Regions from separate parts of the Homo sapiens genome. Here region 2 is linked to region 1. A link is an interaction called in ENCODE POLR2A ChIA-PET data of the cell type or tissue named here. Cell type or tissue: HepG2. All regions are shown on one strand. Links, peaks and the distances in the headings refer to the core of each region. The heading gives the core; the rest is flanking DNA.

Region 1 (15,468 bases), core at 7,697-11,696:
TAATAAAATATTAGCAATTAGAATCCAGCATCATTTAAAGAATATTAAATCATTCAACTCAATAGCAAAAAACAAATAATCCAATTTTAAAATGGGCAAAAGATCTCAATAGACATTTCTCAAAAGAAGACATACAAATGGCCAACAAGTATATGAATAAATGCTAAGCATCGCTAATCATCAGGGAAATGCAAATCAGCATCGTAATGAAATATCATCTCACCCCAGTTAAAATGGCTGTTATCGAAAAGGCAGAAAATAACGAATGCTGTGAAGGATGCAGAGAAAGAGGAAAACTCATACACCATCGGTGGGAATGTAAATTAGTACAGCAACTTTGAAAAACAGTATGGAGGTTCCTCAAAAAACTAAAAATAGAACTACCATGTGATCCAGCAGTCTCACTGGGAGTATATCCAAATGAAAGTAAGTCAGTATATTGAAGAGATATCGGGATTCCTATATTTATTATAGCACTGTTCACAAGAACCGATATATGGAATCAACCTAAGTGTTCATCAGTAGATGAATGGATAATGATGGGCCGGGCCAGTGGCTCAGGCCTGTAATCCCAGCACTTTGGGAGGCCAAGGCAGCCAGGTCACTTGAGGCCAGGAGTTTGAGACCAGCCTGGCTAACATGGGGAGGCTGGTCTCTACTAAAAATACAAAATTTATTTTGTCTCTACTAAAAATACAAAAATTAACTGGGCGTAGTGGTGCATTCCTGTAATCCCAGCTACTAGGGAGGCTGAGGCACAAGAATCGCTTGAACCTGGGAGGTGGAGGTTGTAGTGAGCCGAGAGTGTGCCACTGCACTCCAGCCTGGGTGACAGAGCAAGACTCTGTCTCAAAAAAAAGAAAAAAATGTAGTATATATACACAATGGAATATTATTCAGCCATTACGAAAAACAAAGCCCTGTCATTTGCAACAACATAGATGGAACTGGAGAACATTATATTAAGTAAAATAAGCCAAGCACAGAAAGACAAATATCTTATGTTTTCACTCATAGGTGGGAGCTAAAAAAGTGGATCTCATAGAGGTAGATGGTAAAATAGAATGGTGGTTACCAGAGGCTGGGTAGTAGGGGGTGGAGGGATGAAAGGAGGTTGGTTAATGGGTACAAAAATACATTTATTTAAGAAGAATAAGTTCTAGTGTTCAACAGCACAGTAGGGCAACTATAGCTGACAAGGACTTAGAGTATATTTCAAAATACTTAGAAGAGAAGATTTGGAATGTTCCCAACACAAAGAAATTACAAATGTTAGAGGTAGTGGGTATCCCAATTCCCTTGATTTGATTATTACATGTTGCAGGCATGTATCAAAAAATTCATATGCTCCAATAATATATGCAGCTATTATGTGTCAATAACATTTTTTAATGTTAGAAAATATTAAATTATGACTGAAAGGGATTTATTCTAGGAAATCAAGGATGGCTAAGTATTGGGATATCTATTAATATTACTTATTATTAGGGAGATAATCATATCTGTAGATGCCGAAAAGGCATTTGACAAATTTAACATTTATAGAATAGCAATACATAGATACTTCAACATGATAAAATATTCTTGTTTTAGCTAAAAGCAAGCATCATGCTTTATGGAGAAATTTTAGAAACATTTCCACTAAAGTGAGAAAAAGACAAAGATATGCCCCATTATTTTTTAAATTTTTCAATTAAAGTATAAATTACATAAAGTTTGTTATTATTATTATTATTTAACATTCTGTTAGGGAACTAACCGATGTTATTAGGCAATAAATGAAAATATTTACAGATGGTATATTTGTATACCCAGAAAACCCAAAAGAACAAACTAAAAAACTACTACAAACAAAAAGAGAATTTGATAAGATAGTGAGAGGTACAAAATAAGCAAAAAACAAACGCTTTTATGTGTGCAAGCAACAACCAGTTAGAAGATAAAAAGGAAGAACTACTTTGGGCCATGATGGAGCCACAGGGACTGGATTTGCCCTGCCAGTGGTTTTCAGATGTTGAATGTAGGCAGTGTAGGACAGATTCTTCGGAAAAAACTAATGACATACGCCCTGTGATTGCTGCAGCTTACTGTCTGGAGAGATTCAAGACTGCTGTGCAGAGAGGGAGCACCCAAATAGAGCCTGGCAGTCTTCCTGAGTCACGGAGACAGAGTTCAGAATTTGAGAAGGCCAAGGTAGTTAGACTTCACAGGGCTGATCGGGCGCGGTGGCTCACCCTGTAACCCCAGCACTTTGGGAGGCTGAGGTGGGTGTATCACCTGAGATCAGGAGTTCGAGACCAGCCTGGCCAACAGGGGGAAACCCTGTCTCTACTAAAAATAAAAAAATTAGCGAGTTGTGGTGGTTGGTGCCTGTAATCTCACTACTTGGGAGGCTGACGCAGGAGAATCACTTGAACCCAGGAGGCAGAAGTTGCGCTGAGCTCTGTTCTCCAGCCTGGGCAACAGAGCAAGACTCCGTCTAAAAAATAAATAAATCAATCAATCACAGGGCTGAGAGGAGAGAGCTAAAGAGAGGGAGGGAGGGAGAGCTCCAGAGATTCGTGTTTTCATCTGAGAACTGATAAGCATGTGTGTATGTGCGGAAAGTACCTGAGGCTGAGGACAGAAAGACACAGGCAAAAAAATTCCAGCTCACACAGAGCTGGAAACAGTTTTCCCATCTTCTAGAATGGAAAAATCTTTGATACATTGGACATCAAATAGAGTGCACAGAAGGTGATTGCCTCTGGAATGGGGCCCAGATAGTCCTAAATGTAAGGCTGTTTTGGTCCACCCTAAGAAACTTAAAACAGACCTTGGAAGAACCGAACCATTTCCAAGTAATTTAACTGTCATCTCAGAGCAAAGCTAAAAAATGTTTAAAGCATACCAAAAAGTCCAGTGCCCAAGAGTATAACATTCACAACGTCTGCATCCAGTCAAAGATCACCAGGCATACAGAGAATCGGGTCAAGTATGACAATACAATGGGTAAGAAAAAGTAATCATAGAAACATATCTAGAAATGATGCAGGTGATGGTAGATAAGGACATTTCTGTGTATCTGTTGTCTACTGTTACATTTAAAATTTCCCCAACACTTAGTGACTTACAACATTTGCTATTTCACACAGTTTTGAAGGGTCAGGAATCTAGAAGCAGTTTAGCTGGGTGGTTCTGACTCATAGTCTCCTGGCGGTACCATCAAGCTGTCAGCGGGGGTAGCAGGCATCTGAAGATTGGAATGGGGCTGGAGGATTCCAAACTCTCTCACGTGGCTGTTGGCAAAGAAGCCTCAGTACCTCACTACATGGGCCTCTCCAAATGACTGCTCAAGACATGGCAGCTACCTTCCCCAGAGGAAATGATCTAACGGGGAAAGAGAGAGAGTGACCAAGATGGAAGTGCATTGTTTTTTATAAGCTAATCTTAGAAATGGCGTGCCACATGCTACCAGTCACACAGACCAACCCTGGTAGAATACAGGAGGGAATTAACTATGGATCTGAATGTCAGGATGTGGAGATCACGGAGGACCACTTTGGAGATTGGCCACCACACTTCACATGTTCAGGAAGGTAAAGGAAAGCATGAGCATTTTAAGAAGAGTAAGAGAAGATATTAAAAAGACCCAAATTGAATTTTTAGAGATGAAAAATGCAGTGACTAAAATGAAAAATATGCTGGATGAGATTCACATGTATTCTGAAGCTCTGTTATTAAGTATGTAGATGTTTAGGATTGTTATGTCTTCTAGATGAACTGACCCCTTTATCATTATAAAATGACCCTCTTTATCTCTGGCAGAATTCCTTGCTCTGAAATCTGCTTTGTCTGCTATTATTGTGGCGATTCCAGATTTCTTTTGATTAGTGTTATCATAATATATCCTTTTCCATCATTTTAAACAAAAACTACTGCTGAAAAGATATTCGATATAATTCATGCAGAATAAATCTAATCACTCCTCACCTTGAATATATCTTTTTTTGTTTAATTCAGACCTGCCAGCTTTTTATAAATGCTGCAGTTGACTCTCCTGCAATTGATTACCACATATCTTTAGCCCAGAGTGCTTTGCAAATCTGCCTGACACATCCTGAGCTGCAGAATGAAATTTGCTGTCAGCTTATTAAACAGACAAGACGAAGACAGCCACAGAATCAACCAGGACCATTGCAGGTAGATATTAATATTGATACATATACATGCAATTTAAAGTGTTTTTTTTTCTGATTGTAAGAATGATACACATTCAGCATAGACATTTGGAGAATACAAAAAGTGCAGAAGGAAAAATAGGTATTAATATTTTGATGTCTACCTTTTTGGTTTATTTATATGTTTATATATAAATGTGTGTATGTTGGTGTGTGTACACTCACAGTTTTTTATATTGCTGGAGTTACAGTGTGCATACTACTTTTTTAAACTATAGAAAATAATCGTTTCCCCTATATCCTTAGACATTCTTCAAAACATTAATGGTCATGTTAACATTAAGTACGATACATTTCTATATTTTTTCCTATAATAAATACCTCTGCAGTAGACATCTTTGAACCTAAATGAGATGGAGTTTCGCTCTTGTTGCCCAGGCTGGAGTGCAATGGCACAATGTCGGCTCACTGGAACCTCCGCCTCCCGGGTTCAAGCAATTCTCCTGCCTCAGCCTCCCAAGTAGCTGAGATTACAGGCATGTGCCAACACTCCCGGCTAATTTTGCATTTTTAGCAGAGATGGGGTTTCACCATGTTGGTCAGGCTGGCCTCGAACTCCTGATCTCAGGTGATCCGCCCGCTCTGGCCTCCCAAAGTACTGGGATTACAGGTGTGAGCCACCGCGCCCACCAGGAACCTAAATCTTGTGGACAGGTCCAGCGAATTCCTTTGAATTCATTTTTAGAATTTTCCTATATCTTCAACAACATTCAGTATATTTTAAATTCTTACCAGGCAAAAAAAAATATTTCACTATTGACTCAGGATGCGTTTCTTTATTAGTGCAGTTGAATATATTTTTCAGGTGTTTGGTAGTCATCTGTGTTTACTCTTCAATGAACACCTGTTTTTATCTTTGTGTATTGACTGCCTGTTAGCCACAGGATAAATCAGAAATTTCTTACCTTAGCATATAGGACTGTCGGGGTTGGATCTAGGTTTTGTGAGACCGAAGCTTATACAGTTTGGGAAATGCTCTTTAAGACAAAGACTTGAAAATGGATTACTTTTGCACATTTTAGAAATCATATGACCATGTAAACACAGTTAATAAGCCTTTCCCAGGACCTGTGCCCAAGAGGGAATCTGAAGCTTAAGCTTCATCTGCATCAAGAACACTTTGTCATCTGGCTCCACTGGCCCGCTCTTTCTCCACTTCCTGCCTCCAGCAGACAGTGAATGAATAAATTCGCCCCATCCTTCAAACACACTCCACCTTTGCAATATTCTCCACCATGCACCTGATGGTATTCCTGTTACCTGGATCCCTCCTCTTCCTTCCCTTCCGTAGACTTTATAGTCCAGCCTAAGCAACATATTCCCTGTGATGCCTTCCTTGACTCCACAAGAAGTTAGTCATTCCTTCCATTGGTTATGCTTTAAAAAGTTAATACGTGGTATTACCATGTTGTATTATAATTTACTGTTTAAATATATAACTGTCTCCTACTAGACTGTAGGTTCCTTAAGGGCAGGGACAATGCCTATTTCTCCCTCTTTTTTAATATAACGTTTTAAAAATGGCTGAAAATTATACATAGGAAACAAGGGCAAATAAGATCTCTATCCAACTTTTTTAATATAACGTTTTAAAAATGACTGAAAAATTATATATAACAAACAAGGGCAAATGAGATCTCTATCCTACTTTTACATTTATTTACTCTAATGAGTTTGTCTAATGCTTAACATTTTTTAACAAATGCAGTGTTTTATAGGATAAAGAAATTAAAAAAATTTTTTTGTTGTTTGAAGACTTTTTGTACCTTGTTTAGTGGTTGAGCATTAACCACCATGTTCTTCAGAAGAGAATTCTGCTGTAACATGTTTTATACTTCCTTGAAAAAATATAGAAAGGAGAATACAGAACAGAGCGAAGGAAAAATAAAAATCACATATATTGCTGCTACCTAAAGATAACCTCTGTTAATATTTTTATACTTGTCCCTTATTTAGGTATGTAGATACATACGTGTGTGTAGGTAGATTGGTTTTGATTTAGGGCATGTGTTTTCTACTGTTCTGCAATCTGCGTTTCTCAAAACTATTACTTGTATTTCAAGGAATGAGTAAATACGTAAGTGAAAAAAAAGAAACAATGTTCCTAATCTTTGAGTGTAACGTCAAAAAGGAGCACCTTGTCTGCTTGTGCCTTGGTTCCTCAGTTGTAGATAACCATACACACAACTAGATGGATCATAGATCTGACCCAATGTAGAGTTTTTTGTTTTTAACCTATGATAAATGCTGTAAACAGATCATGCATATGTGAAAGAAGCAAAACGTTTTTGGGTTAAGAGAGACTGTCATCAGCCCATTGCACTCACTCAGATGTGGATCTCTGACTGGCACGTGGTATCTAACCTGTGGTGCTTCTCCCTGCCCAGGGCTGGCAGCTCTTGGCACTCTGCGTTGGGCTCTTCCTTCCCCATCATCCTTTCCTGTGGCTCCTCAGGCTTCACCTAAAGAGGAATGCAGATTCCAGGTGTGCAGAATACTAGCCAGCTGAACTGTTTATGTGGCCTCTGAAAGTCTACGATAAATCATAAGTATTTAACGATCTGCCAGGTACATTTTCAGAAGAATGTATGAAACAAATATTGGTACAGGAAGCCTTTGGTTATCATTGATGTGGAGCTAGGAAAATATTTCCTTTGTTATGTTAAATCTCTTAGGGAAGATTGCAATAAATACTTGAAAAACTGACAGAGAATATTTTTAAGTGAAAAGTGCATTTGCATTTCAAGTATGAATGACTTAGCATTAGTGGGTGTTCATTCAATAAAAGCAACTATTTTGTTTCCTTAGTTTTCCCTTTTACTATTTCTCTGCACATTGAATTCTTTTATGTGAAAAATTTCCCCCATGGTCTTCCCTCCTTTTCTAATTGTATGTATTTGAATTACTTCAGAATTGTTACTCCTTTGAAAAACACATTTAAAGTTCAACTTCCAGAATGGCTTTCTTACATTGGGACCCAGGTCACTCAGCCAAGGCTTATCCAGGGTCATTTTGTCCACCAAGAGGTTTGTGTCAGGTTGCTTAAACTCTTGGACTAAAGCAAACACAGTAAAAGAAACAAACAAATAAACAAACCCAACTTGGAAGCAATAGGAAAATATTCTACAGTTCATAATACATTGTGGGGCCTCTGTGATCAAGGTCATCTGTGACCAAGGTCAGGTAATTTCAGTTGCAGTCACTGAGGAGCCCCGAGACCAAGGATCTGCCTACAGGGCACTTGAATACAAACATATTTGACAGGTGTTATCAATCTGCTTGAATAAGCAGTAAAATTTATGTATAACAAACAAGGACAAATAAGATTTCTATCCAACTTTTACATTTATTTATTCTAATGAGTTTTTCTAATGCTTAACAGTTTTTCACAAATGCAGTGTTTTTTATAGAATAAAGAAAGAAAACATATTTTTATTTTTGTTTGAAGATTTTTTTTTTTGAGGCAGGGTCTCACTCTGTCACCTAGGTTGGAGTGCAGTGGCATGTTCTTGGCTCACTGCAACCTCCACCTCCAAGGTCCAAGTGATTCTCCTGCCTCAACCTCCCAAGTAGCTGGGACTACAAGCGTGCGCCACCACCCCCGGCTAATTTTTTGTATTTTCAATAGAGACAGGTTTTCACCATGTTGACCAGGTTGGTCTTGAACTCTCGACCTCAGGTGATCTGCCCACTTCAGCCTCCCAAAGTGCTGGGATTACAGGCATGAGCCACCATGCCTGGCCTGAAGACATTTTTTTTTTTTTACCTTGTTTAGTGGTCAAGCGTTAACCACCATGTTCTTCAGAAGAGAATTCTGCTGTAACATGTTTTTATAAGTTACTCTGTACTATTCTTCATGCAATTGCTTTCTTTATATTTGTTAATATTAAATCACTGTATATTGACTTGTGACTGGTAATTTTAAATTCAGCTTGTGACTATAATAATACAGTAAAGATGAAGAATGCTTTGTGGGGAGGTTTGAGTGAGGCAGTTACAAAAATAAAGAAGTTGGAATTTGAGGAAAGTTACAGCAGTTTAGTATTATCATTCAAAAAAAGTTACTGTCAAAATTAGCCTAATACATTGTGATAATGTACACGGATGCTTTCTTAATGGTTGCACATATTAGGTTGTCAATTAAATTTATTCTTAGATTTTATCTTAAGTTTTGTATTACAGGACAGAATTTGGAAAATATGCCATTTACTGCCAGCGTTGTGTAGAAAGAACGCAACAAAATGGTGACAGAGAAGCAAGACCCTCAAGGATGGAAATTCTTTCAACTCTTCTCCGAAACCCTTATCACCATTCTTTGCCCTTTAGTATACCTGTGCACTTCATGAATGGGATATACCAGGTAGGTTACCTGATGAAAATATGCTTAGCCAACAATCCTATGTACAACCTCTGTTATAGGGAACAGAGACTTCTCTGCTTACTTTTGTCAGCACCTGGCAGTGACAAACATGCAAATATATTAGATTTACTATCAGAACAGCTGAGTTTTGAAACAGTTTTGCTATAAAGGATTCACACTAATAACAAATCCATACTGAACCAAATAAGGGATGGGCTTCACTGCCATTATGATTCTGATGGACAGAAAAATAAAAAACACTTCGGTTGGGGCTTTTTCCCATCAGTACACCTCCTAGGTGTGGAAATAATTACTGATACTGGGTGTGTACAATTTTAGTCTCTTTTAAAATCTCCAAATCTCAGAAATTATCTGGGAAAACTTCACTGGGCCCTTCCAGTTCTCAGATCTAGATGCCTGCTTATTAATTGAAGCAAACATGTTCCCAAACTAGCAATTAGTCTTTGTAGCCATATGCCTTTTATCACAGAATTCAGATACTTAACTGCCTATTAAAGAAACAAACATTAAATACATAAAGGTGTTCATTTATTTAAACATATTTCTTGTTTATTTTCCATTTGATTAAAGATTGCATATTGTACTATAGTTCTTGGTTTGCTTCTAATGGGTAAGCATAATATCTTTGCAAAATATTTATAGCTGTCAACTGATCATTCTATTTTGGATTCATGTCTGTTGGCTGAAGCTGAGATTTTTGAGTTCTTCAGCAAGCTAATTTATGAGGTAACTTTGTTAATTTTCTCCAGAGGAGCTTTGGGAAAAAAAGTTGAAGCACCTAGAAAAATATGTTATCATTAATCATGCATCAAGTATGCTCTGTTTCATCCTTAAAATCTCAGTTTGAAACTATATATTTCTTATTAAGAGAACTGCTTTGTTATTTCTGTCTAGGTAGTTGGTTTTGACGCATCTACCACAGTGGAAGAATTTTTGAATACTTTGAACCAGGACACAGGAATGAGGAAACCAGCGCAGTCTGGATTTGCGTTGTTCACTGACGATCCTTCTGGCAGAGATTTAGAGCATTGTCTTCAAGGAAACATCAAGGTGAAACCAAGTCCTTTTCAGGAGCCAAGCCCAACGAACAGCAAAGAAGCTACTCTTTACAAGAAGAGTAAACTTTGCAAGAAGTTTAATTCAGGAGTTTTCCAAAACTTTAACCAATCTAATCTCCACGATAAGAAAAAAAAAATGCAGGACTTTGTTAAACCCATAGAATTCTTAATACACAATCTCTACATATACACATTCCATATTAAAGAGAGGAAAGGTGTTAGTAATGGAAATGATACTCTAAGTATTAGGATAATAAGGGTAGATATGTAGAAGTGCTAATAAAATGGCTTTCCATTTTTTTCCATTTATTCAGCAATACTTACTAAGCTATTTTATTGTATCCCAGGGGCTGGCTGGACTCTGTGGGGAATACAAAAGGACCAGAAATAGTCCCTGCCCACAGTGAACTTAAAATTTGCTTACGGAAGAGCAGCTTTATACACAGATAACCTTGAACTAGGGTTGAAAGTGATGAAAGTTTTGAGAGTGCTGTGAACTTTGCACAGAAAGAGAGAGTTTAAGTTCAGCATTGGGAGTTAGGGAAGGCCTGAGCTGGAAATGAAAAATGGTTTAGGAAACAGACCTGTGTCCGGGTGCAGTGGCTTACGCCTGTAATCCAAGCACTTTGGGAGGCCGGGTCAGGTGGATCATTTGAGGCCAGGAGTTTGAGACCAGCCTGGGCAGCATGGCAAAAACCCATCTCTACTAAAAATACAAAAATTAGCCAGGCATGGTGCCACACACCTGTAGTCCCAGCTACTCTGGAAGCTGAGGCACTAGAATCTCTTGAGCCCATGAGGTCGAGGCTGCAGTGAGCCGTGATCACGCCACTGCACTCCAGCCTGGGTGACAGAGCAAGACTGTCTCACAAAAAAAAAAAAAAAAAAAAGAAAAAGAAAAGAAAGGAAGAAAGAAAGAAAACAGACCTGTGGAAATGAAAAGGGAGGGATTTTAAAAGAATCTTTTCCAGATCATAGTAAAATAACTTTAATAGAGCTTCCATTTAGTAATGGCAATAATATATATAGAACTAGGCCGGGTGTGGTGGCTCACGCCTGTAATCCCAGCACTTTGGGAGGCCAAGGCAGGCAGATCATTTGAGGTCAGGAGTTCAAGACCAGCCTGATCAATGTGGTGAAACGCCATTTCTACTAAAAATACAAAAAAATTAGCCAGGCATGGCGGCGGGTGCCTGTAGTCTCAGCTACTCGGGAGACTGAGGCAGGAGAATCACTTGAACCCAGGAGGCGGAGGTTGTAGTGAGCTGAGATCGTGCCACTGTACTTCAGCCTGGGTGACAGAGTGAGACCCCATCTCAATTTGAAAAATAAAAAAATAAATAGAATTACAGAACCACAAGGGACCTTAGAGAAATAATGCACTTATTTTGCAAATGAGAAAGCTGAGGCCTAGAGAGGGAAATGAGTTACCCAAAATCAAATAGCTAGACCTGGGTCTAGACTCTTTCCATAAATTATATGTCAAATTTCTTTGGTATAACTTTAGTTATTAAAATCTTTTTGAACTCGGAAGGTGAAAAACTTGCTTCTTCAGTGACCAAATCATGGAAAAATCCCTGGAATCTTCTTGTTTCCAGTTTCAGGCAGTCCTACATTACAGTTCCTTTTTGAGTAAAAAATGCGTGGCCACAGTCCAAAGTTAATGTGTGTCCAAAAGGATAAGTGGACCAAATAGCAATTTATAATTACATACTAAACTCAGAGCCGCACAGAGGCTGAAAACAAAAAGCTTGAGTATATTTGGTTTGATCATATTAATTGAAAAATTTCAGTCTGCAGCACACTTGTCTTCAAAAAATGTTGATTTGAAAAGTACTGTAAATCTCAGTTTTCCACTTCCTTTCTAGATTTGTGACATTATTTCCAAATGGGAACAGGCTTCCAAAGAACAGCAGCCTGGAAAATGTGAAGGTACAAGGACTGTTCGTCTGACATACAAAAACAGGTGTGTAATACTGCATCCAGATGCCAAAGTATGAGTATACAATATGTTCTAATAATGCACCTACTATTTACCTTTCTATTGAATGCCTTAAAAGTTATTTATTTGTAAGTTTGTCTTTCTATAAATGATAACTCTGTTTCTATAGGAAAAAAACCTTGTCACATAAAATTTTGTTTCTAATTCTAGTCTCTTAATGTCATAAAGAATTATATTTTATGAAAATATGCTTTTAGACAAACATCAGAAACACTAGGTCTCAGCTGAGCACGGTGGCTCACGCCTATAATCCCAGCACTTTGGGAGGCCAAGGTGGGCAGATCACCTGAGGTCAGGAGTTCAAGACCAACACTTTGGGAGCCAACATGGCAAAACCCCGCCTCTACTAAAAATACAAAAAATTAGCCAGGCATGGTGGCATGTGCCTGTAATCTCAGCTACTCAGACAGCTGAGGTGGGAGAATCACCTGAGCCCAGGAGGTTGAGACTGCAGTGAGCCGTGATTGTGCCACTGCACTCTACACTCCAGCCTGGGCAACAGAGTGAAACCCTGTCTCAAAACAAACAAAAAATACACACACACACACACACGCACACAATCAGAAAAACTACAGAAAAAAATAGTTGCTCTCTTAGAGTAGTTGATACAAGGATGCATTTTTCACTTTCATAATTTCCTTTAACAGTATTATTACATTTTTCATAAAGACTGAATACTTCAATACCCTACTACAGATCTGTAGTAAGAAGAGATACCTATGTTTCTTTGGGAGGCCGAGGCAGGTGGATCACGAGGTCAGGAGATCGAGACCATCCTGGCCAATATGGTGAAACCCCATCTCTACTAAAAATACAAAAAATTAGCCAGGCGTGGTGGCGGGCACCTGTAGTCCCAGCTACTTGGGAGGCTGAGGCAGGCGAATGGCATGAACCCGGGAGGCGGAGCTTGCAGTGAGCCAAGATCGCACCACTGCACTCCAGCCTGGACGACAAAGCGAGACTCTGTCTCAAAAAAAAAAAAGAGGAGATACCTATGTCCTATGTTTGCCTCAGTCTTTTGGAAGTCATATATTCTTTATACTCATATTTATTCCTTCTCAGTCTTTCATTCTCATTTTTCTCTTTCTTTCTGTCTCTCTCTCTCTCTCCCTCTCTCTCTCTCTCTCTCTCTCTCGGTGTTCACCGAGCTTCAACTGTAAGGCCTATCACTTAGCTGGATGCTATAAATAAAATTGTAATAAATACAGACAGACCCAGTTCCTGATCTTTTGGAATCTACGGGTTAGTGAGGAAGACTATTGTTGGGCATATCCTCACTCTAATGAGTGTGTAATGACACAGTATGTTCTCTGAAGAGAGAGAGAGGTACTGTGAGGGCACACAACAGTGAGCCTGACCTAGACGGGAGACCTCGGGAGGCTTCTTTGAGGAAATGATGTTTATACCAAGTTCAGAGGGAGATGGAAGTGGGAACATCAAAATGCATAGAAAAGAATGTTCAAAGGCCTGTAGATGGAGGCTGCTTAGCTTGTGTCAAGAATTGAGAAAATGCCGGAGACTCCGGAGCACACACCTTCTCTACAGATAAAATGGTAATGTACTTTGGCATGTAGTCAGGAACCAGATTTCCTTTCTTTCTTTTTAAATATTTTCATTTCTTTCATGTATTAGCAAAAGGTAGTACTTAATAAACACTGTTAACTGACCAGCTCACATTAATTATAACAAAATAATGGTATTTTGCTGGTTTTATTTGAGTCTTATACCCTGTAAATTAAGGAATCTATAAAATGTCAGACCCAGAGCCTGGTGGAATTATTGGAGTGGTACTCAGAGGTCTCTTTTTGGAAGATGTTCAGACTTAAAATTGGAATGTAAGAATTGAAGGCACTGTACAACATAAAGAATGTAATTTTGATCCACTTTAAAATTTCTTGTTCTAATAGTCTATCCCACAGAAATATGCAGATAAGTGGGCAGAGTATTCCAGTATGTCACAGTATCTTCCTTGTCATGTTTTTGTCATATTCTTTGTCAATGTTTTTGTTAAAAACTTGGGACAGACACTCACATGTTTATTACTAGGGAGAACAGTTAAATAAATATGGCACATTCATATTTTGGGCTCTTCTCTCATCCAGTTGGCCACTTAAAGGGCCACCCAGTATTTGAACAGACTCTGTTGATCTGAATAAATGGTGGTTGTGAACACTGGAGCTTCTTTATTCAGGGGCTCATGAGCTGTGATGATTTGCCAGAGGTTCAAGTAATAAGAAAGTGACTATTAATCTTTGGTGTCTAAGATTTTAAAATCATGCATTCCTAGAGATAAGCAATATTGCATAGATATTGGAAATCTAATAGGCTTCATCCCTGGAGGGACCTGTTTCCCTTGAGGGCAAACTTTATCAAGGTATCAGTGGCCCTTTGGTGACTGGGAAGGACAGCAGGCTAGAATATTTGGACCTTCTAGATTATTATTGTAGTTCTGTTTAATCTGGAGCAGTAGTTCCCAACGTGGGCCCAACACTAGCAGCCTCAGGACCACGTGGAACATGTTAGAAATGCAAATCATTAGGCCCCACTTCAGACCCACTGAGTCAGAATTTCCGGGGGTGGAGCCCAGGAGTCCCTGTTTTGACAGCTCTCCAGATAATTCTTACACGTGCTGGGTTTTGAGAAGCACTGACCTAACGGTCCTCATTGCTGCCCCTGCCTCTTGGCCTCAGCCTTTGTGGAAGGAGCCAGCTCCTGGACCTGGCCTGCCAAAGACATTTATGGAGAAGAGGTTCAGGCATTCTTTTTTTTTTTTTGAGACAGAACTTCACCCTTGCTGCCCAGGCTGGAGTGCAATGGCACGATCTCAGCTTACTGCAACCTTTGCCTCCCAGGTTCAAGCGATTTTCCTGCTTCAGCCTCCCAGATAGCTGGGATTACAGGCGCCTGCCACCATGCCCAGCTAATTTTTGTATTTTTAGTAGAGACTGGTTTTCACCATGTTGGCCAGGCTGGTATCAAACTCCTGACCTCAGGTGATCTGCCCGCCTCGGCCTCCCAAAGTGCTGGGATTACAGGCATGAGCCACTGCGCCCAGCCAAGACTATTCCTAATAATCTAAACCTTATGAATGCTTAATACATACCAACTCTGAGTATGATGGCTATGATTGGAACTGAAGTGAAATTTGGATAAAATTTGGATATGAAAGACAGGTAAAAATAATGCTTCAAGTCTAACAAACATCACAAGGAAGGACAAAGAGAGTCGTGAATAAAAATTTTTTGGTTGACAGTTGGTTGAGTTTATCCAAAGACCTGGAATCAATAGAAAGGAATGTCTGGGTTGCCATAAGAGGTTGTGGAGTCTTCACTTCAAGTTGTTCTGCCTTCCTAGACCAAACCAATAGATTTCTTAAGTTATTTGATTGAAGTCTCAGCCTCCGTAAAATGCGTAAAACCAAGCAGCTCCCCGACCACCTTGGGTACATGTTCTCAGGACCTCCTGAGGGCTGTGTCACAGGCCATGGTCACACATATTTGGCTCAGAATAAATCTCTTCAAAAATTTTTTTTTAAAAGAGAGAATTGTGAATAACAGATGATGATTACCTTGTTTAAAAGTAAAACCTCATGACAATGTCTTTGACAGCAGGAAAAAAATTAACTCAACTGAAAGGCTTGATTTTTAACAGAACTCTGAAATGGCTGGATAGCCACAGCTATGAGAAAGTAATGTTTCTAAACATGGCCGTGCTTTGCCGGTGTTTATAAGTAGCTTAGACAATGAGCCCTAATTTCTAGTGATACAGTTAGGAGGGAACCTTGCTGTGACCTGTCACACAGCCAAG
Region 2 (15,468 bases), core at 6,022-10,021, 91 kb before region 1:
TGTGTTGACTAAGTATATATTGCTAAATTCTTGCCTGGGCTAGAATTGAGTTTAAAATAATTATATGCTTTTCTAATCATGTAATTAGAATTTCATTTATATTACAGGAATTTTTTGCAAGTATGTGTATAAAACCAATAGATTTGTTCATTTATTCATTCAACAAATATTCTTTGAGGGCTAATTATGTGTTAGACACCGTTCTTAATACTACAGTTACATATATGAACAAGACAACCCATATTCCTATTTCCAGGGAACTTGAATTCTAGACCTCTGCTGTCCCAATGCAGTAGCCACTAGCCACATGTGGATGTTCAACACTTCAGATAAGGCTAGTTCAAATTGAGGTGTGTTGTAAAAGTAGAATAAATACAGGATTTCAAAGTTTTAGCATGAAAGAATGTAAAATATCTCAGCAATAATTTTTATATTGATTATATGTTGAAATGATATTGTGGATATTGGGTTAAATAGGCAATATTAAAATTAATTTTACCCACTTCTTTTTACTTTTTAAACGTGTGTATTAGAAAATTTAAAATCACACCTGTGGCTCATATTATATTTCTATTGGAAAGCACTGTCTGGATGAATGGATGAATGATATTAGTGGTTATTCAGAACTGATCAGAAGAACTTACAGGTGGTTTCTGAAACACTAATCTGCATAATCCTTTTGGGATGGAGATTGGTACATGTATCATATCTCCAAAAAAGGTATTAAATCTTCCTTTCATTGCTAGCCAAGAATCTCTTAGTACAGAATTATTATAATAACATTCAGCAAAACATCATTAAGTCTAAACTTGCATATATATCATCTCAAACTTTTGGGCTTTAACATCTTTTAGGTAGAAGACTAAAGTTATCCTTACTCACTTTGGGTCAAGGATGACTCAGTAATCAATCAGTCAATGAATCCTGAACTTCAATGTGCTTTATTTATTGATATTACATCAAAATTATTAAAATTATAGCTTATAAAATCCCAGTTTGAGTATCTCCAAGTTGGAGAAGTTTTTTCTAACGTAACTTAGTGACTCATCTTTTATCTTTTGCTCTTCTGTCAATGAAAATCATTTTCCATGTTGTACTATGATTTATCCGGTATTTTCCAACAACCCCAACTGCCCCATACAGTGATTTTTGTCAGGATCCACCAATTATGTCCTTATTACTAAACCTCATGGACACTTCCCATTTGTTGCCTAAGCCTCTCAGCAGTTGACACTGTTGACCACAGGATCCCTCTCAAAATTTTCCTGCTTTTCTTGACTTCTGTACTCGTTTGGCTTCCTTATGGACTAAATAGAAGATATTAGCTTATTTGGGTTGCAATTAGTTGACCTTTAAATTCTAAATTTTATGGCAACATTTGTTCTGTTCTTTAGAAAGCATGTTGCAGCAAGTTTCTCAATGAGTGCCCATTTTAAAAATAATAAAAGTGTTGTTATCTCCAGTAATTTCTCTATAAGTAAAATAGCTTTTTTATTATTAATTTTTATGCTATCAGATTAAATGTTTTCTTTGTCAGTGAATGAACATTGATAGGAATGTTATTTCGGAATTGCTGTTCTAGTTGTGGTTTCTTTTTCTTTAATTTTCTTCTTCTTTTTTTTTTTTTGGTCTGTATTTCGTATCTGTGACATAAATTCTTTGGCAGATCTAAGAGATGGAATTATTCTGATGTGTTTTACACATTGGAAAGTAGATAAATGTGCCAAGTTACTCATGGCTTCCCAATAAATATATTCAACACAAAAATATGAATAAGGATTTTCACAATATTTTCTGTTATATTCCATTATGAATATTTTTCTCAGGTTTAAAAATTTCTTTTGGTCTCCATCCATGTTTTAATGAAAATATCTAATATTTATTGATTTATTATGTATAGGATAAGCTCTGTATAGGTATGGTATGATTTATTTAATTCTTATAACAACTTGTGAAGTAATACATTTTATTGTGCTCATTTTATAGATTAGGAAACTGTTGCTTACTATGCCAAGAAATCTTCTAAGTGCTTTAAATATATAAACTTTTAAATCCTTATAACTATCCTATGAGGTAGTTACTAATATTATCCACATTTACAGAAGAGGAAACTTAGGCATAGAAAAGTTATTTAACTTGACTGAGTTCACACTAAAAAGTGAGTAGTGGAGCCAAGATTCAAACCCAGGCATTCTGTCTTTTTAAGCCTGAAGGCTTAGCTATCAGCCTATATGGCCTTTCTAATTTTCACCTTCCTTGCCTTCTCTGATATATCTATCCACTCATCCATTCTGTCCTCTATTCAGCCATGCAACATAAAAATCCACTTCTGCTTGGGGGCAGCTACCTGTGTGTGTATGTATGTATGTAGTAATAACGATTTACCTAACATTATGTATTTTTCAATGCAAACCGTATGGCATTGCTTCTAAGTGCCAACTCGAGTCAAATGTTGCATTCCAGAGACTGGTCTGGTCCTATCCACCTCTTTGGTTTTGTGTTAGCACCAGTCAGCCCCAGGGCTTCTCCCTAATAGTGCTCTATACCTTCCCCCTAAATGGATGCAGGCCCAAGGGTGAAGATTCTTGAGAGAATACTAATTTGGTTCTTTAGCTCTTTGCCCGGAATTGTGGCCAACTTCTCTTTCCTGCAACAGTTCTAGTTCTTAGTTCCATTTTATTAGTTATGGCTATAGGAAGCTGACTCTAGCGGCCAAATATGGTTCCTAAGTCTTTACTGCAACCATCAACTAGTTTAAACCCCACAGTAACCCTATGAGGTGATTGTTATTATCCTCAATCTAGAGAATTAACATTAAGGCTGAGAGTAATTGAGTAGCATGCCCAATATCACACAGCTAACAAAAAGCAGAGCTGCCGTTAGACCGTAGATCTTTCAGACTTGTGATGCAGCTAATAGAGCGTCTGGCACACAGAAGTAACTCGTTATTATTTTCCTGTGTCTTTCTGGTTTTTTTTGTTTGTTTGTTTGTTTGTTTTTTGAGACAGAGTCTTGCTCTGCTGCCCAGGTTGGAGTGCAGTGGCGCCATCTCAGCTCACTGCAACCTCCGCCTCCCAGGTTCAAGCGATTCTTCTGCCTCAGCCTAATGAGTAGCTGGGACTACAGGCACATACCACCACGCCTGGCTAATTTTTGTGTTTTTAGTAGAGACAGTGTTTCACCATATTGGCCAGGATGGTCTCGAACTCCTGACCTTGTGATCCGCCCGCCTTAGCCTCCCAAAGTGCTGGGATTACAGGCGTGAGCTGCTGTGCCCAGCTTTTTTTCCTGTGTCTTTCTGAATGGACACACTGGTTAAGTGAACAGGGGAGGTGACCTAAATGTAATTACATTCGTGTGTGTGTGTGTGTGTGTGTGTGTGTGTGTGTGTGTGTGACGGGGTCCCACTCTGTTGCCCAGGCTGGAGTGCAGTTGCGCAATCTTGGCTCACTGCAACCTCCACCTCCTGGATTCAAGTGATTCTCCCACCTCAGCCTCCCAAGTAGCTGGCATTACAGTCATGGGCCACCACATCTGGCTAATTTTGTATTTTGGGTAGAGACGGGGTTTCACCATGTTGGCCAGGCTGGTCTTGAACTCCTGACCTCAAGTGATCCACCCATCTCAGCCTCCCAAAGTGCTGGGATTACAGGCGTGAGCCACCGTGCCTGGCCTTAAATGTAATTACATATTGATAGCAGATGTATTTCTGAATTTTTAAAGGAAAAATATGTGAGATGATCTAGGTGTTTTTATAATTAGAGATGAATTTCAATTATATATGCCCTATATTTTTGGAGATGAAGTTGGATAATACATGGGATCTTTTAGAAAAGTTGTTTTGCACCTATTTTTTTTCATCACAGTTTCCAAGTAACTTAGAATATTGAAGCTTGTGAAGAAAAAGGCCTTATTGAAGTCTTGGGCAAGTGCTGCTGTAAGTGGGAGAGGTCTTTAGAGGAATTTAAGGAATGGTGTTGGAAATATCCCTAGTATGCCAAATATAAACTCTTCAGGGAAGCTGAGATTTAAGTAGTTTTCCTACTTTACAATATTACTAGTTAGTTTCTGAGTCAGGGAGGGAAAAAGGAAAGTTTCTTTGTCAGTTGAAGTGAAATGTTATTTCCTATGAGTTAGATTTTCGGTGAAAAGGAAAGGGAGAAAAATATGAAGAATTTTCCCTTTGGACATCAGCATTGCTCGCATAACCTCATGCTACCTCTACCTGATGTGGCATTGCCATCTGGAATTTCCTGCCACTTGGCATTTCTTTTGTGAATGTGATCCCCTTGAAGCAGACTTGGATTGCCTCATAGGAATAAGGAGTCCTTGGACAGCATAGTATATGCTTTTACCCAACAATCCAGTACAATATCATGATTAACCTATTTAAATTATACATTCCCTCAGTTACTCTACTGGCTTGCCTAATGTTTCACAGTGTCTAATGGAAATTCTACATATACTAACAATGGGACCGTATAGGCTAATTTAAATGTCACATCTTTGGTTACTGGTTGAAGATATTATTTATTATAACAACATCAAATAATGTTTGGTGGTAGAATCTTTCATGGGGTCTGTGGGGGAAAAGTCAGGAAGAGAGACACGTGGCAGGGAACTGCTGTCCACATCAGTGGGTGTGAAGGTCCTAAAGGATTCCACCTAAATTAACCAATCCATTAAACAAATTTATTTGTATACAATCCCTTTAACAATGAGAGGCTCTGTAAGTATACAGGCTCAGTGGCAAATTTCCCTCTGCCACTTGCTGCTAAGTTCACTTTGGCTACAGAGGGTACTTCTGTAGCAGTAAATTAAGCACTTAGAATTTGCTGCTTCATTTTGTTATTACATAATTGGCCTGTTCATAAAATACTTATTTTTGTCTAAAGCCTGATATGGGACCATAGATCATTTCAGGTTTGTTTTTCTTTCCTTTTTTTTTTTTTTTTTTTTTTCTGAGATGGAGTTTTGCTTTGTTGCCCAGGCTGAAGTGCAGTGGTGCCTTCTGCCCCCTGGGTTCAAGTGATCCTCCTGCCTCAGCCTCCTGAGTAGCTGGGATTACAGGTGTGCACCACCATGCCCAGCTAATTTTTGTATTTTTAGTAGAGATGGGGTTTCACCATGTTGGCCAGGCTGGTCTCAAACTCCTAACCTTAACTGATCTGCCCACCTTGGCCTCCCAAAGTGCTGGGATTACAGACGTGAGCCACTGTACCCGGCCATTTCAGGTTTCTTTTACTGACTTAATATAGATTGGCTATGGAATTGACCCAAGGTTTACATTATAGTCTATATTGTGAAAGTAAAAACTTACATGAATATTGTCTGCATTGCTTTTTTGAGTATTTTGCAAAGTTATTGTCCAGCTTGAATGATTATATTAATAGAAACAAATAATCACTCAAAAGCAAAGCATTACCTTTCTTCTTTTCTTTTTTCTTTTTTTTTTTTTAAGTTGAAGTCTCACTCTGCTGCCCAAGCTGGAGTGCAGTGGTACGATCTCTACTCACTGCAACCTCCACCTCCCGGGTTCAAGCAATTCTCCTGCCTCAGCCTCCCAAGTAGCTGGGACTACAGTCATGCATCACCATGCCTGGCTAATTTTTTGTATTTTTAGTAGAGACGGGGTTTCACTATGTTGGCCAGGCTGGTCTTGAACTCCTGACCTTGTGATCTGCCCACCTTGGGCTCCCAAAGTGCTGGGATTACAGGCATGAGCCACCGCGCCTGGCCAGCATTACCTTTCCTACTACTGTTATATTTAAACTGGTTTTAAAATAATCTAAGTTTTATTGGATATACCTAATGTATATTTACATTAATGCAATGTGAAGTGTTCAGAATTTATAATTTGTAATATAGATTGTGAAAATGTAGTGATTACCCTTTATCAAAGTTTATCCTCACAACATAATTTTTTGGAGTTAAAATCTTTTCATTCATTCATTCATTCATTCATTTATTCATTTTGTTCAGCAAACATTGAGTTTCTGTTATGTGTATTCATTATGCCTGCCTCAACCATTGTTGTATTTTTAGTAGAGATAGGGTTTCACTATCTTGGCCAAGCTGGTCTCGAACTCCTGACCTTGTGATCCACCCGCCTCGGCCTCCCAAAGTGCTGAGATTATAGGCGTGAGCCACCGCGCCCGGCCCTCAAATTTCAAATTTAGCCTCTCTTGGTTATATTTCTATCCCTTTGTTTCTTTCTGTGATAAGTTCCCTGATAACATGTAACTTAGCATTTTTCCTATTATGAATGTTATGCTTTTAAGTTACAGATAAAAGATTCCTAGGCTGAACAAATAGCAAAGGACAGAAATCAAGACAAATGCTTTTCAGCTAAGATTTTTGTGTCTTTTTTTTTGTATTTGGGACTCTGATTTTCATATAGTTCTGTATAACTATACACTGTGTGCGTCTGGCATATAAATTCTATAGCACCTGTGGTTCAACTAAAAGGGCATTAGGGAATCAGAACATGAAGACTGAAATCCCAGCCATGAACAAGGCATATTCACTCTGAACATCAATTTCCTAATCTCTGTAATGGGAATAACAATTCCTGTCTCATAGCATAGCTGTGAAATAATGTATTTGAAAGTTCCTGGTTCCTAAACACTAATTTGAATTTTTAAAAAGTTATCTTCTGTTCCCTGAATTATCTTTCTTTCTTCTAGGATTATTTTCCTGTTTTTATGTTTGTAATTACTTTTCAGGTTGCAAACTTTTCTCAAATGTCTGATGATTTTTAGTGGTCTATTTATATTTAAGAATAGGACACCTGCAAAGTAAACTGACAATTATGTATAAATGGTCAGTTGCTGGTTAGCAGTCAATCTTTTCTTTAGTGTGAGAGGGTGGGAGAGTATCTGCTGGGCGGTGAGGTCATAGATGCCATAGCTGTTGGACTAGTGCACTCCAATTCACTTATTCAATTTTGTAAGAGAATAACTTTTCAATTTTTTAGCAGGAAGTAAATGCTTAGTTGCTAGACATTTGGCAGATGGGTTTAAGAGAGAAGGTTTCAATGAATTAGTTGACTCTAAGGGCCACAGATTTTACATTAATACCTACTGTTTTCAGTCTTTCATGTCACTCCGCCTCTAGGTCTTTACAGGGCTCTGCAGGGCATTTGGCCCTTAGAAGGAGGAGCTCAAGCCTTATTCTCCAAGCCTTATTCTAGGCTATGCTATCCAGAACTCTGCTACACTAAAAATAGGGGAACTAACTGACTGTATGCATATTTAATGGTAAGCTGGCCCTTCACCCCCAACCTCCTTTCTCCCACTTGGCTCCTAAAATGCTAGCAGCCACCCTTTATTCTACAGGAGGAGATAGAAGTCTCTAGGGACTCCATGAGTCCAGGAGGAAAGAAATAGTGATGCTGACATCAGTAGTTCCCCAACAGGGAGCCCAGCCAGAACACCCAAGGTTAGGTTTTCTGGTTAACAAACCCCACATATGTGCCAAAGTTTCTAGTCAGCTTTTTAGTCCTTCACCCTTAAACCTACGTATCACATCATGGATGACCAGACATCTGAAGAAAGCCTCTAACACGAAAGACAGGGCACAATCAGAAAAAACCAGCATTGCCTATGTGGGGAAAAGTAAGCAAAACAAAATGAGCAAAACTCTATCATTTAATATTCTCAGAGAGAAAGGAAAGGATAGTGCATCCATGACACAGGGAATATTCAGAGAATAAATAAGAGCTCTTAGAAAACCAAAAACATGGTAGAAAAAATGGCAAACCTAAGAGCAGGGTTGAAATATAAACTAAGGGAAAGTTCCTGGGATGTAAAGCAAAACATTAAAGAGATGGAAAATAGGAGAGAAAAGATGAGAAATTTAGAGGTCCAGTTCAATATGTCCAAGATCCAAGTAATAGGAAGACTGGAGGGAAGAAAATAAATGAAACAATACAAGAAAGTTTCCTAGAATTGAAGCATACAAGATTCCAAGTTGAATGTGTCTACCAAGAACCTACCATAACAGATTAACATAATTTCCACCTCAAGTTACATCATAATGAACGTTTAGAATATAGAGATCAAAGAAAAGATTCTGCAAGCTTTCAGAGGAAAAAACAGTTCACATACAAAGCATCAGGAATTGAAATGGCTTCAGACCTTTCAAAAGCACCACTAGAAATTAGAGGATAATGAAAAAATGTCTTCAAAATTCTGAAGGAAAATTATATCAAACCCAGAATTCTGCACCGAGGCCAATTATGAATTTTATTTGAAGGTAGAATAAAGATATTTTGAAGACATTCAAGGTCCCATGTAACTTCTCTGAGGACTCTCCAGAAGGAGTGCTTTATTAAAAGGAGGAAGTAAACCAAGAACGAGGAAGGCATGGGATATAGGAAACAAGAGATTCTATATGGGAGAAAGTTGAGGGGTCTCCCCAAGAAGTCAGCTGTGCCCAGGCAGACAGGTGAACCAATTGAGCCTGGCACAGGTCAGTTCTGGGAGTGGCTTAAAAACATGAAATTGGTAGAAAACCAGACGTGAACAAACATTTTGAGAGACAATTTACACAGTGGTGGGAATTTGGAGTTGAATTATTGATTCATTCATGAGAAGCTGAATAAAAGACATTTAACTCTAGGAAAAAAAAGACAGGAAAGGAAAAAGTAAACAGTTCTTTTACATGGTTTTACATGGTTCAGCTCTGAATATCACACATAGTTACAATAATACTATTTCTGAACAATGATTTAACCAAAGGTAAGATATAAACATATTGGGAGAATGGGAGATAGGAAGTGTATTTGTTTGGATGGATGGCAAGGAGAACAGAGAGCTAAATCCTCATTTTTCATTAAGTGAGTGAATAAGAAATCACTAAACTAAAAAAGTCAAAAGAAACAGAAGCATGTTACTTAAAACATGAAGGCAAATATTAAAAGAATTGGCTAAAAGAGTACATTTACTTTTATTAATAAACCTTTTGGAAGTAGTTGACATTTTATGTTATTTATTTATTTATTTATTGAGACGGAGTCTTGCTCTGTTGCCAGGCTGGAGTGCAGTGTTGAGATCTCGGCTCACTGCAACCTCCACCTCCCCGGTTCAAGCGAGTCTCCTGCCTCAGCCTCCTGAGTAGCTGGGACTACAGGTGTGCACCACCACATCCAGCTAATTTTTTTGTATTTTTAGTAGAGATGAGGTTTCACCATGTTGGCCAGGATGGTCTCGATCTCTTGACCTTGTGATCTGCCTGCCTCGGCCTCCCAAAGTGCTGGGATTACAGGCGTGAGCCACTGCGCCCGGCCAGGTGTTGATTTTTATACACTGAATTTCTGTTCTTTAAGTGTAACCACTTAAAACTCTTAACTCCTTAACTTTTTTTTTTTTTTTTTTTAATGGCCAGCATTGGCTGCCACAGTGGCTCATGTCTGTAATCCCAGTGCTTTGGAAGGCCGAGATGGGAGGATTGCTTGAGGCCAAGAGTTCAAGACCAGCTTGGGCAACATAGTAAGACACCCCCCCCCCCCGCATCTCTACCAAAAAATTAAAAAAATAGGCCAGGCGTGGTGGCTCACGCCTGTAATCCCAGCACTTTGGGAGGCTGAGGTGGGCAGATCACTTGAGGTCAGGAGTTCTAGACCAGCCTGGACAACATGGTGAAACCCCATCTCTACTAAAAATACAAAAATTAGTTGGGCACAGTGGCACACGCCAGTAGTCCCAGCTACTCAGGAGGCTGAGGCGGGGGTATTGCTTGAACCTGGGAGATGGAGGTTGCAGTGAGCCAGCCGAGATCATGCCACTGCACTCCAGCATGAGCAACAGAGTGAGACTCCATCTCAAAAAAATTAAAATAAAGAAATCAAAATTAGCCAGGTGTGGTGTGCACACCTGTAGCCCCAGCTACTCAGGAGGCTGAGGCAAGAGGATCGCCTGAGCCCAGAAGTTCCGGGGGCTGCAGTGCTATAATGATGCCTGGGCTAAAAAATAAATAAAAATAAAATAATAATAATAATAATAAAGGCCCGCACAAATACTTTATAACAGAATAGAACTTGAAACTGGAATGTGGCAAGGAAATGTTGGGGATAATTAAAAACAACAAAAAAATATCTGTATAGGATAGTGTAGTGGTGGGGGATTTGGTGAAGGAAAGGTTAGGAAATCAAGAGCAGTGGAGAGCAGAGTATCAAAACCAGGAACTGCTGAAAGTCTTACAATAGCTGGGATTGATTTTTCTTTAGATAACACTTTAGAAACTAGGCATTTTCTGGAACAGAAACCAGCACCTTCAATTTGAACTTTCATGAAGCTCTTAAAATTTAGGTAATTATGTATCTTTGATGGACAATGGAAGATGCTAAATGTTGTGTAAATCCATTAGAAACCATAGAATGGAAAAATGGCAGGCAACCAGAAAGACTTCAGATGTCCCACCTTGTCCTAGAGAAAGAACTAGTGGTTTTTCCAACATGATCACAAAACGACCTACTTTGAAAGCCTAAGGTTGTGTGGGGATGGGTTGGAAATCTCACTTGGGGTAGGATGATTATTACAACTGAATGAGATTTTTCGTCTGGGAGAGTAATTCAGCCCTCAACAGCTCCTTGAGCTTTGCAACAGCAGCAGACTTTTAATTTGTAATATTAGATGCATTTTCATGAAAAGAAAAAAATACACATTCTTTGTTCAGAAAAATCTTTCTTCTAAAGGTTAACTTATCATTGTGCCATTAATACTTCATCATCTATTTAATCTGGAATGTATCTTAGTGATTTTTTTTTTTTGAGATAGAGTCTCGCTGTATTGCCCAGGCTGGAGTGCAGTGGCATGATCTCGGCTCACTGCAATCTCCACCTCCTGGGTTCAAGTGATTCTTATGCCTCAGCCTCCCGAGTAGCTGGGACTATAGGTGTGTGCCATCATGCCGGCTAATTTTGTATTTTTGATAGAGATGGGATTTTGCCATGTTGGCCAGGTTGGTCTCGAACTCCTGACCTCAAGTGATCTGCCCGCCTCTGTCTCCCAAAGTGCTGGGATTACAGGCATGAGTCACTGTGCCCAGCCTATCTTAACAATTTAAATGGGCATTTTTTTTGCCTCAAAACAAAGCAAATCTGTGTAATACATTTATTTTTGGTATATGTTTATACAGTTTGTGGAATGGAAAGTTAGGAAAAGCTCTGTACTTTTTATGAGTATAATTCTTGAAGCTGAGACACTGAATTTCTCCATTTCACATCCAAGGACTGAGAGCTAAGAGAAGATATGAAGATATTCCTAGAAGCTGCATGTCAAAATGAGAGTGGCTTCCAGTGGAATGATGACCAGATAGATGATCACAGGAATAGTCAGAGGATTATCTTTACAGATCTACACATAACAGGCTAACCTTGGGGTTTAGTTATCTATTGCTGCATAAAAAACTACCTCAAAACTTAGCAGCTTTATTGATTTAGCCATTCCACGATGTATACATATTTAAAAACATCGTGTTGTGCACAACAAATATATACAATTTTTGTCCATTAGAGAAAACCTTAGTGGGCTGGGTGCAGTGGCTCACGCCCATAATCCCAGCACTTTGGGAGGCTGAGGCGGGTGGATCACCTGAAGCTAGGAGTTTGAGACCAGCCTGGCCAACATGGTAAAACCCTGTCTCTACTAAAAATACAAAAAATTAGCCAGGCATGGTGGCAAGTATCTGTAATCCCAGCTACTTGGGAGGCTGAGGCAGAAGAATCGCTTGAGCCCGAGAGGTGGAGGTTGCAGTGAGCCGAGATCGCGCCATTGCACTCTAGCCTGGGCAACAAGAGCAAAACTCCGTGTCAAAAAACAAACAAAACAAAACAAAATAAAACAAAAAAACCTTAGTGGCTTCAATTAACAATCATTTTATTTGTTCATGATTCTGTTGGTGGTTCTTTTACTCTGTTTGGCATTGAATGGGATCACTCATGTGACTGCATTCAGTTGGCAAATCAGCTGGAGGGTGGACTCACTGCGGGTGCTCGGACAGCTGGGTCTGGATATCCAAGATGATTTCACTTGGATGTCTAGGTCTCCTGGCCTCCCATCTCAGCCCTCCTAGTAGTTGGGATTACAGGTGCTTCCAAGTAGTTGGGATTACAGGTGCACGCCGCCACACCTTGATTTCACTCACATATCTGATGCCTCAGCTGGGAGTGGTGAAACAACTGGAAACTATCTGAGCCACCCTACTAAACCGCTCCCAAGGTAGCCAGATCTCTGTCCATGGTGATTCAGGGCTCCAAGAAAGAGCAAGTGGAAGCTGCAAATCTCTTCAGGCCCAGTCTCAAAAGGTACAAAGCATTCTAACAACCAAAGCCCATCACAGGGTGGCCCAGTTTTAAGGGAAGGGGAAATATCTTTTATCTCTTGATGGAGGACATCCCATGGAAAAAGAGCACATGGGATAGGAGTTACTGGATCACCTTCTGGTTGTCTAGCATAAACTTGTTTCTGTCTATTGAGAAATTGAATTGTTTTTATCTTTTAAGTTTCACATGTAGTGCACCATGCAGGTCTGTCTGTACTTCAAGAAGGTGGACCTACCTCTGCAGAAGATGATCTCTAAATGTATTCCCAGTATCTGCAGCATTGATAGATACCGGGCAGACTGGTGTAGGGTGGCGCAGATAATTATTTATATTACCTGTGTGTCTTAAAATTTTAAGGGTAAACAGTAAGTTTTGCCCTCCTTCTTCTGTATCTACAATTGTGCCTACACTTTAAATTATAACACACATACATAATATAAATTGTCCTTGCAGAAGGTAAAGTTAACACAATATCATTTTCTGTCTTCTGAACAGTGATCTTCACATTATTCAACTACCCATTGAATATTTCTTCATCTTCCTTTGTATTATTATCTTGAGCTTTCATTTCATTTTTTAAAATAAAACATATAGGCCTTAGGCAATTATTCTGCATTATACAGGGAGTGTACTTTTATCTTTCAGCATAATTGTGCTATTCCTATTTACTCACTTGTTTTCTTCTGCTCCTTCCCATTACTTTGAAGTCTCTGCATGTCTCTTAAATCTGGTAATTTATATTTTTCACACTTACGTGTATTAAATGATACATGAATTGTTTGTACCATTTTTCATGTTATGAGCTCTCTCTTCTACTGGGTTCAGAGTATAGTTTACTTCATCTGTATTAGTTATCTATTGCTGTATTAACAAATGACTCCAAAATTTCATGGCTTAAAACAACTATAAGCATTTATTATCTTGCACAGTTTTTATGGATTAGAAATTTGGAAGCAACTTAGCTTATGTTTCTGATGAGGTTGCAGTCAAAATGTTGGCCTGGGATGTAGTAATCTGAAGGCTTGACTGGAGCTGGAGGGTTCACTTTCAATGGTTCACCAAAATGGTTGTTGGCAAATGGGTATTGGCTGTTGGTAGGAAGCCTCAGTCCCTAAGTGTGTGGATGTCTCCACAGGACTGCTTGAGGGTTCTCACAACATGGTGGCTGGCTTCCCCCAGAGCAAGTCATCCAAGAGAATGCAAGGTGGAAGATGCAGTGCGTCTTATGACCTACTCTCAGAAGTCATACTTCATCATTTCCACAATATCCTGTTGGTTGCAAAGGTCAGCCCTATGTTGTGAAGGAAGCAACTACACATGGGTGTGATTACCAGAAGGTGAGGATCATTGCGAGACATTTAGAGGCTGGCTACTGAACCATCTATTGAGTTTTTTCTTTCAGTGACTATGTATTTCTAAATTTTTAAGACTTTTTTTTCTTTCTTTTTTTTTTTTTTTTTGAAACAGAGTCTCACTCTGTTGCCTAGGCCTGAGTGCAGTGACTTGATCTCATCTCACTGCAGCCTTGACCTCCTGGGCTGAAGCGATCCTCCCACCTCAGTCTCCTGAGTAGATGGGAATACAGGTGTGTGCCACCATGCCTGGCTAATTTTTGTATATATATATTTTTTTCTTTTTTTTGGTAGAAGCGAGGTTTTTGTCATGTTGCCCAGGCTGGTCTCAAACTCCTGGGCTCAAGCCATCTATCTGCCTGCCTCAGCCTCCCAAAGTGTTGGGATTACAGGCGTGAGCCACCAAGCCTGGCAAAGACTTTAAACTGGTTTATTTTCTCGCCTGGTCGTTCTTGTTTAACACCTCCCTGCTGTTTTTCTTCTTTTTTTTTTCAATTCTTGTCCTTTAAAAAATAGATGTTATTCTCATTTCATCTCTTTGACAATCCTAAACATAAGAAATCTGAAGTCTTTCACATGGTGTTATCATTTTTATTTTACCAGACTAAATTGGTCTTTTGACCATTGATATTGTTATCTGTCTTTCTTAGTTTTCTTTGTATGTTTTGGAATTTGGGGTTGCAAGGCACTTTTTTTTTTTTTTTGAGACAGTCTCACTGCACTGGAGTGCAGTGGTCAGATCTCAGCTCACTGGCAACCTCTGCCTCCCAGGTTCAAGTGATTCTCCTGCTTTAGCCTCCCAAGTAGCTGGGACTACAGGCACGTGCCATCATGCCTGGGTAATTTTTGTATTTTTAGTAGAGACAGTGTTTGACCCTGTTGGCCAGGCTGGTCTCGAACTCCTGACCTCAAGTGATCCGCCTGCCTTGTCCTCCCAAAGTGCTGGGATTACAGGTGTTAGCCACTGTGCCTGGCCTGCAAGGCACTTTTTAAAAATTTTTTTTGGTCAAGTTAATTGAGTACATATGTAAAAGTCACCCTTTTGGGTGTTTAGTTCAAAGAGTTTTGGCAAATATATATGATTCCGTAACCACTACCACAATCAACATAAACACTATTTCCATCACCTCAGAAATTTCCCTCCTGCGCCTTTATAGTCTGTCTTCTTCTCAAACTCTAAGCCCTGGCAATCACTGATATAGTTTCTGGACCTTTAGTTTTGCCTATTTTAGAGCATCATATAGTATGACATAAAGTGTATAGTTTTTAGTGAATGGCCTCTATCGTTTAGAATGCTTTTGAGTTCACCAGTGTTGTCTGTATCTATAGTTTGTTCCTGTTTATTGTAGAGTAGTATTCCATTGTACGTGTGCACCATGATGTGTTTATCCATTCACTAGTTGATGGTCATTTGGGTTGTTTCCAGTTTTGGCAATTACGAATACAGCTGCTGTAAACATTCACATACAGGTGTTTGGATGTATATGTCTTTATTTCTCTTAAGTAAACACCTAGGAGTAGGGTTATAGGTCTATGGTAAACATATGTTTAACTTTTTTTTTTTTTTTTTTTGCCAATTAAGGAATTTATTTTTTTTTTTTTATACTTTAAGTTTTAGGGTACATGTGCACATTGTGCAGGTTAGTTACATATGTATAAATGTGCCATGCTGGTGCGCTGCACCCACTAACTCGTCATCTAGCATTAGGTATATCTCCCAATGCCACCCCTCCCCCCTCCCCCCACCCCACCACAGTCCCCAGAGTGTGATATTCCCCTTCCTGTGACCAT

The links. ChIA-PET counts read pairs that join two places held together with the same protein. Peaks named below come from ENCODE experiments on the same cell type or tissue, not always from the same donor. Only the 100,000 strongest peaks of a DNase experiment are listed, where the experiment ranks them.
Region 2: POLR2A ChIA-PET joins it to region 1 with 7 read pairs; 2 of 35 experiments call an interaction of 5 or more read pairs at or near these places.

The regions. Positions count from the first base shown.
Region 1 is chr2:43,734,339-43,749,806 of GRCh38, forward strand. PLEKHH2 (pleckstrin homology, MyTH4 and FERM domain containing H2) reads left to right here. Exons shown (of 30, transcript NM_172069.4): 20 at 4,003-4,182; 21 at 6,608-6,705; 22 at 8,403-8,580; 23 at 9,496-9,651; 24 at 11,528-11,625. Among named protein-coding and RNA genes, the nearest start is that of DYNC2LI1, 32 kb to the right of the region's middle. RefSeq lists a silencer at 11,895-12,136. In HepG2, for the core only: no CTCF peak of the experiment used is centred there; DNase peaks (open chromatin) are centred at 10,133 and 11,293.
Region 2 is chr2:43,645,206-43,660,673 of GRCh38, forward strand. The region is part of intron 2 of PLEKHH2 (pleckstrin homology, MyTH4 and FERM domain containing H2); the gene reads left to right. Among named protein-coding and RNA genes, the nearest start is that of PLEKHH2, 16 kb to the left of the region's middle. In HepG2, for the core only: no CTCF peak of the experiment used is centred there; no DNase peak of the experiment used is centred there.